Linked DNA regions of Homo sapiens: regions 2 and 3 are each linked to region 1. A link is a contact called in ENCODE Hi-C or POLR2A ChIA-PET data. All regions are on one chromosome and are shown on one strand. The core of a region is the stretch at or near the end of the contact, and the rest is flanking DNA. Distances in the headings are between cores, read along the strand shown.

What was found. Hi-C counts contacts between places; a loop is a spot of excess contacts on that map. ChIA-PET counts read pairs that join two places held with the same protein, here RNA polymerase II (POLR2A). Pooled maps may share reads with other maps.
Region 2: a loop to region 1 is called in a pooled map, with 4 times the contacts of the local background. The contact joins two enhancer-like sites. A Hi-C loop is called at or near these places in 1 of 37 single-sample maps with no recorded cell type and 6 of 50 pooled maps. POLR2A ChIA-PET finds 5 or more read pairs at or near these places in 1 of 52 experiments (GM12878).
Region 3: a loop to region 1 is called in a map of naive thymus-derived CD4-positive, alpha-beta T cell, with 6 times the contacts of the local background. The contact joins the promoter of NFKB1 here to the enhancer-like site in region 1. A Hi-C loop is called at or near these places in 1 of 168 maps with a recorded cell type or tissue (naive thymus-derived CD4-positive, alpha-beta T cell), 5 of 37 single-sample maps with no recorded cell type and 8 of 50 pooled maps. POLR2A ChIA-PET finds 5 or more read pairs at or near these places in 1 of 52 experiments (activated T-cell).

Annotation. Positions count from the first base shown.
Region 1 is chr4:101,018,801-101,022,423 of GRCh38, forward strand. No RefSeq gene overlaps it. Among named protein-coding and RNA genes, the nearest start is that of LINC01218, 140 kb to the left of the region's middle. Within about 2 kb of position 2,316, at least 11 of the 41 ENCODE cell types and tissues checked have a DNase peak (open chromatin) inside an H3K27ac peak, as active enhancers do.
Region 2 is chr4:102,428,956-102,432,888 of GRCh38, forward strand. The region is part of intron 2 of NFKB1-AS1 (NFKB1 antisense RNA 1); the gene reads right to left. Among named protein-coding and RNA genes, the nearest start is that of NFKB1, 70 kb to the right of the region's middle. Within about 2 kb of position 2,225, at least 31 of the 41 ENCODE cell types and tissues checked have a DNase peak (open chromatin) inside an H3K27ac peak, as active enhancers do.
Region 3 is chr4:102,498,947-102,502,633 of GRCh38, forward strand. It overlaps NFKB1 (nuclear factor kappa B subunit 1), which reads left to right and starts at 2,413. Exons shown (of 24, transcript NM_003998.4): 1 at 2,413-2,842. NFKB1-AS1 (NFKB1 antisense RNA 1) reads right to left here and starts at 3,540. Exons shown (of 5, transcript NR_136202.1): 1 at 3,493-3,540. RefSeq lists silencers at 2,093-2,352, 2,363-2,932 and an enhancer at 3,043-3,092.

The DNA.
Region 1 (3,623 bases), core at 1,066-3,565:
GAGACAGAGTGAGACTCCATCTCAAAAAAAAAAAAAAAAAAAGAAAAAGAAAAAGAAAGAAATATATCATAAGTATTATTCTTTTGTCCTCCCCATCTAGATTTACTATGCCTCTGTCAAGGTAGTGGTTACATTACTGTGGTAAGCAATGAATTCAGTTTCGTCTTATTTATAGGCTACTTTGGTAGTATTTTCCAGTAGTGAAACAGTGTTGCATGAGGAAGTGATGCCAGGAGCTGTGACCATCCTTGCAACCACAAGGACGGAAGCCAATAGAAGAATAGTGTGAGAAGGATAGAAACAGCCTCAGTCCTTAGTGATGCTGTTGAGCCACCAAACTAACCTTGGGTCCTCGAAGTCGCAGATGTCCTTGTCTGGGAATTGTAAATGTCTCTGTGGTTTGAACCCAGTTAGGTATTTTGTTACTTGCAGCCGAAATACCTCCTGATACAAACACTGATTTGGCTCCATCTTAGCTTCTCATTCTCATCACTTTTTGTGCCCCACCCCTCCTTTGCTTTCACCAAGTGGTCAACATATCACTATTTTTCTGGATCTTTTCCTCTGCTCTCACTTTTTCCTCTCACACTGGAGCCCCCTCTATGCCTGCCCCCTCTGCAGCCTCTCCAGCTTTCCTCTAGGTAGGAAGATTCCAACCAAGTCAGCTTTGCCTAGGTTTTTCTGACTACACCTACCTTCTCAGCCGCCCACCACACTCACAGGTGCTCACACACGCATACACAATCTTCACCTACGGAATATCTGAAGCACTCATTTGACTCTGCATGCTGCTGAATACAACAATAACTGAAGTTTACTGAGTGCCTACTTTCTGCCAGGCACCATGCCTACTACTTTATTTGCATCATCCCTTTTGAAACCCGTGAAAAGCTTATGAACTAATTACTGTCATTGCCTTCATATCACCAGGGAGAAAATGAGATTTAAAGAAGCTTAGTTTCTCAAGTTCACACAGACATCTAATAAGTATCAGAGCTATAAAAATTCCAACCCAGGCCTAACTGTAGGCCAGGACTGGTGTCAAGAACCCTATACAGAAGTGAGTACATGTGGCACACACATTGATTTATTTTCACTGCCACTGCATATTGTGAGAGACTAGATTTTTGTCTTGAATTTCACTGTACTCCTTTCTCTGCCACAGGCCTAGTAGAAATAGCTACACAATAATGCACCCAGTTGATCAGGTGGTAGTCCTCTCCCCAAGCACTCTCACATTCTCCAGCTGTGGCCTTCCCTTCTCTATAAACACAGCTATCTTTATTAGTCTGTGACTAGCCCTGTCAGAAACATATGAGTTAAATTTTACTAAGATGTTAATAGCTGACAAAGGTTGGTGGTTTCCTTCTCTGATTTGTATCTTAAAAAAAAAAAAAAAAGATTTTTAGAGAAGGTGTTTTGAACTCAAAGGAATGACTCATGGTAAAACTTCCGGAAGGTAAACAGTGTTGAATATATATTCAAAAGGCATTTTGTGAGCAAATTCTGGCAAGCTGATGGTGATAATGGGTGTGGTTGTTATGGTAAGGTAGGGTGGTGTGAAATAAGCAATCTTTTCAATATGAAAGCATTCCATTCTCTTCAAGGCACAGGCAACTTTTTTCATTGATTCTTCACCAGGAATCTCCAGATACTCCACCACCACTTATCTCCTTTTTCTGGGTGAAGTCTAATACACTAAAACAACAACAACAACAACAAAACCACCGCTTTCTTCTCATAACCTTTTCAGTTGTGAATGTTGTATTACATACTTAAATAATTCCCACATTTTTGTGTAAATTCATATCCATTAAACAACTATAAATGAAAATTAAATTAATCATACATAATCTTGTGTAACAGCCGTGTTAAGCAGTAAAATATTTGCCTGTGCTAGAAAATCTGTAGAAATAAAAATATAGAACTGAAATTTAAGTTAGCTTTAGAAATAAATTGGACTAGGTTTCTCAAACTTGTCTGATCCACAAGAATTTTGGTGGATGCTTATTAAAATGTAGGCTCCACTCCAGACCTTTGGGGACCAGGAAATTCTTACGAGAAAGAACAGGTAACATTGAACTGGGGTAAGTGTTTCAGCTGCTCTTCAATAATGGTTTGCCATTTGGAATCTGGGAGTGCCCACACCATAAGGTCATGCCAAAAAATATTTTATTTCTCCTTCCCTACCTCCCCTTCTTCCAAGAAACACTATGCCAGGCAGTGTTTCATCCTAAGAATGCAAAGATAGCAACAATGCTCACTGCAGTGCCAGACAGACAATAAACAATTACATGCAGTGGATTAAGTGTCAAAACGGAGGTAGTACAGGATACTGTGTGCTTAGAGAGGAGGAAATGACTCATTCCAGTATTTAAGACACATCTGAAATCTGCACATAGAAGATGCATGAATACAGACCCAGAGAATTGAGGAAGCCTGGTGTCTTCCGAACATTGTGAGAAGTCCACTATGGCCGAAGCTCAGGGTCAAGTTTGGGGTAGATGAGATTGGCAGGAATCAGATCGTGAATACACTTACATGCCACCTTGTAAGACTCTCTGCAGGACAGTCCTGCAGACAACCTGGAGTTGTTGAGAAGCCTAAATGTTTCCAGCAATTGGTATAAAAAGATTTGAAAATATAACATGACAAAAATGCCTTAGGGGAGAAGTTTAAGTCAACTTTGTTCTAAGCTAATATTCTATAGTCAATTAAAACTTTGATAATCTAGTGGAGACTCTTTTCAGCTGATACACAGCAAAAAACATAAAAGAGCTGCTTTGGTTGATGCAGAAAGCTCAGTCCCATGTCAGTATTCCTGGAAATACAAGCTTCTAGCCAACAGTTTGCAAATCAAAGTTCTGTGTTTTCGGAAGACTGAATAATTGCATGGATATTTAGAATCTTACGATTGAAGGGTAATTTAGATATCACCTAGTTCAATGTCTATCTTTGAAGAGAGTTTCTTCAACTACATCCAGTATAACTCCTTCCAGGCAGCATCACTCAGGAGGTGTCTAGGCACTGAATAAAGTTTGCCCAGGTTTTAACACTTGCAGCAAAGGGGAGGCACTTGCACTCTCCTGCAGCTTACTCTCTGGTTAAGCAGAGTCATTCCTTAAGCATCTATCCTATGGTAATTAGGCATCTTTCTGATTTAAAGAACGTCTTTTGGGATAACCAACTTGGTATTATAGCTATCATGACTTCTGCTGCTCACCTTTTAAGTTTCTTCAGTCCTTCCTTAAAACAGACACTCTCTCCTGCTGGGTCTCCATTCTCCCACATGCATTCCGATTTGACAATGTTGCCTTTTCAAAATTCCATCGCCAGACATAGGTGCAACAATTCTTTCACTACTTTCTGCCTCCCATTTCTATGTATGCATTTTTTAAAAAAGACATTTGTCCTGAAAGGGCCTGGTCAGGGGCTTTTCTGGCTAATATTACCTTAAAATATATAAAGAAGGAATATCCATGAAACGAAAAGAGCAGTTCAGTGTTAAGCCTGACAGTGACTCACTGTACAATGGAATGCTGACATTTAACATTATAATAAAAACTGGTATGTTGTTAAGATTGGCAGGCATTTTGTGTGTTTATGTGGAAAAAATAAGAACC
Region 2 (3,933 bases), core at 975-3,474, 1.4 Mb after region 1:
GCTTTTGAGAATAGCTGTAAACTATGGACTTTCTTATTAGAAAATTACACATAATCAAAGACCCAAATTTTTGCACAGAATTTCAGGAGGCCTGTGGATCACTAAAGAACCTGGGTTTAAAATTTTTTGATGTACAAGGGGAAGAGGGAAAATCTGAGAATCAAACAGGAAAAAAAAAATTATGAAATGAGCAGATTAGGAGAAGACCAAGAAGAGATTATCAGAAAGCGGCAAACATCAAACAGTTTCAAGAAGAGGCTGTGACCAATTTTCCCAAATTTGGCAAGTAGGGCCAATAAGATGAGTTAAAATGATCATTGGCAACATTCACGAATTGTATTAGTCTAGTGATGGGAGAGAAAATTAGAGATCAGTCAGTTAAGGAGTGAAAAGGGAGTGGAAAAGCAGTGGCAACTCATGGACAAAAAGGAAGAAAAAAGATGGAATGAAAGACAAAAGAGAATTTGTGGTCAAGAAAGGGCTGACTTTCTGTTTGCTGTGTTTGTTTTGTTTTGTGGTCATGAGAATTTATTTTTTGTTGTTTTGGGGTATTTCGTTTGTTCATTTTTTAAGGATGAGAAAGATTTGGGGTGTATGGACTCAGGATTGGAGCCAACAGAAGGGCTAAGGTGGAAGATAAGAACAGAGTGGGAATGACTGATGAAGCAACATTCCAGGAATGGAGATGGGGAGGAAAGAAATGGAATCAAGGGCTCCAGGAGAGGGCTTGGCTTTGTGCTAGAAGGACACATCATCCTCCAAATATGTGGAAAGGAGTTAAGAAAGTGTCTATATATTAGTAAGTGCTGGGCAGGGTGGACAATTGATGGATGACTGTAACTTTCTCAAGTAAGAAACAAGGTGGTTTTTGGGAGCCTGAGGCAGGAGAATCGCTTGAACCCGGAAGGCGGAGGTTGCAGTTAGCCAAGATCGCGTCACTGCACTGCAGCCTGGCGACACAGCGAGACTCCATCTCAAAAAAAAAAAAAAAAAAGAAAAAAAAGCAGATTAACAAGGTGGTTTACTGAGAACATTGGCAGTTAAATGTTGAGGAAATGATGAAGATTTGGAATAGAAGCCAAAGAGGATGATAAAGAAAGCTAAGCAAAACAAGTAAACTTGTATTACTCTGGATTAAGCTCTTGGAACTCATTTCTCATAAGTTTTTAAAATCTTGATAACCACTGATGAGAGAATACACCAAATAAGTATTTTGGCAATTAGTCTTCCTATTTCACTAGCAATTGTGTTTAGATAAAAATCATTATAATTACATCTTAAGCTTCTTGTAATACATTAGACTTACAAAACTGCAAACACTATACTAGATATTATGTATGTATATATTATATTATATTATATAGATCATATACATTATGTGATACTAAATGCCAAAATTTTACTTGATGTTTTGAAGTGCTTAGTGTTGTTCAATGCTTACTTTAGCCAGCTGTTATGTTTTCAGACAGTGATTTGCTTTAGTCTTCTCTTCCTTGCAGAATCATAAGGAACCTTAGCTTATGAGAGCAGTTTCTTCAAGAATCTGCTTATTAGAGTAAATAGAATGAATTTCATTTCGTACAGTTACTACTACAACATTTGATGATACCAAAAGCAAAGTGAAACCTGAAGCATGCTCACATAATAAATTACAAAATTTTCCATATGAAGCATTCTTTATTTTCTGAACCCAAAGCTCTGTGTCCCTTTGTAATGAATCAGCATCTCAGGCAAATGTTCTTGTGAGGAGGCAAATTTTTCCCACTGGATTTAGCACTTAAAACAGAAGTTGTCCCCACCACCACCACACTTTCTAAATACAAAGAGCCCTGTTATAAGATAGTCTCATCTGAGTTGTTTTTCTTTTTTCTTTTAGATTATGTGGGAAATGTGTTGCATATTTGCATTTAGTATTTGTGCAAATGTTTTAAACCTTTTTCTCCGTGTTGAAGCTGGTTTCGGTTATAGTTATCCGAATAAGGGGGGGAAAGAGGTGAAAGGACAATATAGTTTAAAGTATTTAAAGCCCTAAAACTTCACAAACCAGGAATTAAATATAAAGGTATTCGAGTTTTTTCTGACTTATGAAAATTTAAAGAGCAGTACCGGCCGGGCGCGGTGGCTCACTCCTGTAATCCCAACGCTTTGGGAGGCCGAGGCGGGCGGATCACGAGGTCAGGAGATGGAGACCATCCTGGCTAACACGGTGAAACCCCGTCTCTACTAAAACTACAAAAAAATTAGCCGGGCGTGGTAGCGGGCGCCTGTAGTCCTAGCTACTCCGGACGCTGAGGGAGGCTGAGGCGGGAGAATGGCGTGAACCCGGGAGGCGGAGCTTGCAGTGAGCTGAGATCGCGCCACTGCACTCCAGCCTGGGCGAGAGAGATTCCGCCTCAAAAAAAAAAAAAAAAAAAAAAAAGAGCAGTACCAAAAATATGTAAGGTTTTCTTAGAAAATATAAAGTGCTAACCTAAAAAGGAAAATAATGTATTTGCCACATTTAACAAACACTTATGGACCAAGATAAAACAGATAGCCCATAAATTTGGCGTTGTCCCTTTAATGTACATGTCTATAGTGCCACCATGTGGTACTACCGGTGTTGTAAATATTTCTAAATACAGTAATTCAGATATTCTGAAAGTTAGACACTAGATGGCAGTATATTTCCCTTTAAAATTGTTTATTCATGTTCAAAGGCAGTATCTATTTTTTATGGTATAACTTTGTTGAAAAGTAAAAAAAATTACTACAGTTTTTAAAATAATATGCTTTGTAACATAGACTGATTGCATTAAAAAGTATGCTTTTAATCATCATTTATTTCTCAAATAGAAGCAAAATATTAAAATAACTACTTGCTTCCTTTATTAGCATGCCCAACCTAGGCAAAAGAATCTCACCAATTTTTTCTTCTTCTACTAAAGTCCTGTGATTAGCACAGTAGGATCCAACTGTATTGATTCTATATAATTACTAATTAACAAAATTTTACTAAGTAAAGACTTAGAGGCAGAAAAAACAATGAGAAATTTAGGCAACGAGTCAGCTTAGGTTCATTTATGTACTGTCTTCAATGGCTAAAGAAGAAATATTGGCAGGGGAGGGCTATGACTTTCATTCTATCTCCCTTTTATCCTGCTTCTGAGGCTAAGGGCTCTTCCTAATTTATCCTGGCAATCAGAAAGAAATACTCTATGCCATCCTGAAATACAAATCCAAGATGCATTGTTCAGGAGGTTTTCCTAGTTGGAAACAGCAAGTGCTACATGATATATCAGCATCCAACAGAGCCATGGCTTTTTGTATAGAAATTTGTCTTTTCCTTAATATAAACAAAATCCAGATCTTCCAAAACTGTCAAAGGATCACCAGGCACACAAAAAACGTTAGCAGGAGCATGAAGCCCCAACTCTAGTTAATGTATTAATTTCTCCTTTGGGCTCTTGCTTCTGACATCTGCCTCTACTAGGTAGGTTTGAGACAAGAAGTAAAGGAATGCTCATTTACCTTTAATATCCTAGCCCATTTTTGGACAGAGACCCTGCCTTTAACACCAATAAGCAAAACTACAACAGAGCTAGCATATTTAAATGAGACTTAACTAAATAAAAAGGAATAACTATAGATTGCTTGATAGAAACAGAATTACATTAGTTCCATCAGAACTAGTTTCCTGATAGTTTTTATAATTAATATGTAAAAATATTTAACTATCCCCTTGATTTTTGAGTACTCACTGGGAGAAAATTAAACCATGTCCTTTCCCTGGAATGATTCTAATTCCTCACAAGAAAAAACTTGAGCTTGGAAACCTTGAGTCTTGATAGAATTTGATTACCTTTGAGATAGCATTGGGGGTGGAAGGTGGCAAGGAAATAGCCTTTTTGTGCTTTGGAACTAAAAATATGTAGAAGTGATCTTCACCAATAA
Region 3 (3,687 bases), core at 1,163-3,662, 1.5 Mb after region 1:
TTAATCAGCAAGCCAAAAAGCTTTTATAGTTTTGCCTGCTGTGCTGCATGGAATTACATCCCCCCAAAACATATGTTCAAGTCCTAACCACAGGTACCTGTGAACATGAGTTTATTTGGAACTAGGATCTTTGCAAATGTTATCAAGTTAAGATGAGGTAATACTGGATTGGGGTGGGCTCTAAATCCAATGACTGGTGTCTTCATAAAAGAAAGGTGAGGGAGAGTTGAATATAGCGACACAAAGGAAACACGGGGAAGGAGACCATGTGACAATGTAGGCACAGAATGGAGTGTTGCAGCCAAGCCAAGAATGGCAAGGATTGCTGGAGCTACCAGAAGCTAGGAGGAGGCAAAGGATTCTTCCCTAGAGCCTTCAGAGGGATCATGGCCTTAATGGCACCTTGAGTTCAGAATTTTAGGCTCCAGGACTGTGACAGAATAAATTCCCGTTGTAAGCTGTTCAGTCGGTGGTAAATTTTTACAGCAGCCCCAGGAAAATATGCCTGCTCAACACCCTACCCTGAATTTTAAGTTCATTTTATGGAATCATTTTGAGTTTGGAGTTTGATTTAATCCTTTTCAGTAATTAACGCTCTTCATTTTTTACTCCCAAATATGTCACACTGGCTCTACTCTTATAACAATTGTATTTATCTATCTTTTGGTAATGGGGCTGCCACCCCTTGCAGAATGAAAAGTAGAGTGTGTATGCTCACACCTCCCTCCCTCCCTCCCTCTCTCCCTCCCTCTCTCTTTCTTTCTTTCTCAGAGTATCGCTCTGTCTCGCCCAGGCTGGAGTGCAGTGGCGCAATCTTGGCTCACTGCAACCTCTGCCTCCAGGGTTCAAGCGATTCTCCTGCCTCAGCCTCTGGAGTAGCTGGGATTACAGGCGCCCGCCACCACGCCCGGCTAATTTTTTTGTATTGTTAGTAGAGATGGGGTTTCACCATATTGGTCAGGCTGGTCTCAAACTCCTGACCTCAGGGGATCCACCCGCCTTGGCCTCCCAAAGTGCTGGGATTACAGGTGTGAGCCACCGCACCCGGCTCACAGAATTTCTTAAAAAGTCATTGTGTTCAGTCTTTATGGATCCTCTAAATTCCAGCTGCTCAGCCTCCCGGAGCTAAATGAGATCACTTAAAGGTCGACTGTTGGGGCCTCCAAGGTCGCCTCGGAGACTCACCTCATAGGCAATCAAATGGATCGCTGGGTTTTTGTGTGTGTGGGTTTTTTTTGTTTATTTTTTTTTTCCAGAAAAACACTCCACCAAGAAGGTTTTTATAACCTACTGGAGGAGGAGGATGGAGAGTGGGCACGAAAGGACTAGGATGAACATGCCATAAGCAATCTAAATGCCACTGCAATATTGCCTGGTGAGGACCTGATTACTGATGTTTTAAAGCTAAGCTTTCAGTTGTCACTCCACCCAGTAGTGAAACAATGAGCTCTAAAATATATATTTCGGCTCAAGCTTTCTTATGTGGGGAGGTAATCCACCCGAAGGTATCCCCAGCCTGTACCTAATACAGTGCCCAGCACTAAAGCAGCTCAGATGCCAGTGAATGGTGGCCACTGGGAGGCCTGTCAGTGGGTGCCAGTAGCGGTCTCTTCAGAGAAAAAGAAAACTCCCCTCTGCCAGATCAGTATTTTATGAGCTGTGAACCAAAACCATTGCTACCACCATCACTATAATTCTATCCACAGTAATTATCATAAAGGCCTAACAATGCCTTGTAGATGAACATTCTGAGTAACTGCTCTATAACCAGGAGATTTAAGACCGCACCAAAAACCAGTAGAGGGTTATACTTTACTGGGCACAAGTCGTTTATGATAACGAAATTGTAGTTTAATCTGTGAAGAGATGTGAATGTAACTGAGACACGCTTAAATGGAATATACAGATGAGCTTTATTTTTATATCTGGCATGCTTGGATCCATGCCGACCCTCCAGCTGCTCGGGCCTGCCCTTAGGGGCTATGGACCGCATGACTCTATCAGCGGCACTGCCACCGCCGCCGCCTCCGTGCTGCCTGCGTTCCCCGACCATTGATTGGGCCCGGCAGGCGCTTCCTGGGGGCTTCCCTACCGGCTCCAGCCCTTGGGATTCGGGAGCGCCCTGCTAGGAAGCCAGAGCCCCGCAGGGGCCGCGGCGTCCAGGCCGCCTAACGCGCGCCCCTCGCCCGGCGCCCCGAAGCGGCCCCGAGGGGCGGGAGCCGAGGCGAGCGGCAAGGCCGGGCCGGGGGCGCACAGCGCCCCTAGAAGTGCGGGCTTCCCCCACCCCCGGCAGCGACCCTACCTCCCGCCCCCGCTGCGTGCGCGCGTGTGTCCGTCTGTCTGTATGCTCTCTCGACGTCAGTGGGAATTTCCAGCCAGGAAGTGAGAGAGTGAGCGAGACAGAAAGAGAGAGAAGTGCACCAGCGAGCCGGGGCAGGAAGAGGAGGTTTCGCCACCGGAGCGGCCCGGCGACGCGCTGACAGCTTCCCCTGCCCTTCCCGTCGGTCGGGCCGCCAGCCGCCGCAGCCCTCGGCCTGCACGCAGCCACCGGCCCCGCTCCCGGAGCCCAGCGCCGCCGAGGCCGCAGCCGCCCGGCCAGTAAGGCGGCGCCGCCGCCCGGCCACCGCGCGCCCTGCGCTTCCCTCCGCCCGCGCTGCGGCCATGGCGCGGCGCTGACTGGCCTGGCCCGGCCCCGCCGCGCTCCCGCTCGCCCCGACCCGCACTCGGGCCCGCCCGGGCTCCGGCCTGCCGCCGCCTCTTCCTTCTCCAGCCGGCAGGCCCGCGCCGCTTAGGAGGGAGAGCCCACCCGCGCCAGGAGGCCGAACGCGGACTCGCCACCCGGGTAAGCCAAACTCGGGCGAGTGGGGGCCCGGCAGGGGACGCGTGGCCCAAGTCCTGCCGCCCAGCCCTCCGCACCCCCTCCAGCCCCACTCGGACTTCCTCATTCCTGCGCTAACCGCTGGGCTAGACCGTGGGAGGAGGTTGACAGTAGCTGAGAGGCACATGGGATTAGCGACAGCGGGGAAAGACACATCCGGACCTCGCAGGGGCTAGTCGGCCGAAGGGCCGCGGCCGCCCGGCGGTCATTTCTCTTCACGTCCCTCCGCGGGGCGGGAACGCGAACCGGAGGGGAACTCTTACAAACTTTTAAAATCCCCAACCCCAGCCCCACCTGGGGGATGGTGAGAAGGTTGGAGTGCGCTGCGGCGCGGAGGAGAGAGGGAAGGTGGTTGGTGCAGTGCAGAACCAGATTTCACCTAAGGGCGTTCCATGAAATGAAAGCAGAAGTGCTTGTCAGTCCTCTTGGCTGGGAAAGCCCTCCCCAGCTCCCCAGAATTGAATAGGAGAGTCTATTCATCCCTCTCCTACTTCTAAAAGAAACCTGGCTCGCTCTCTGTCTCTCTCTCTCTCCCCCCTCCCCCCCTCCGTGCGCGCGCGCGCGCGCACACACACACACACACACACACACACACACACACACGATATAGTCACCTGCTATAGGACTTGATTCTGATCCTCCGGGGCCTGGCATTTGAGAGAGAAAATAAATTACCTACCTGGATACTTAGAGCACTTTTTAGACTTGATTATGTAAAACTCTTGGACAGTGCCACCATGCATTATGCATGACCGCTGAAACAAAAATAATGTAAAAACAAGGCCTATCCTAAATGCAAGTTTTTCTAT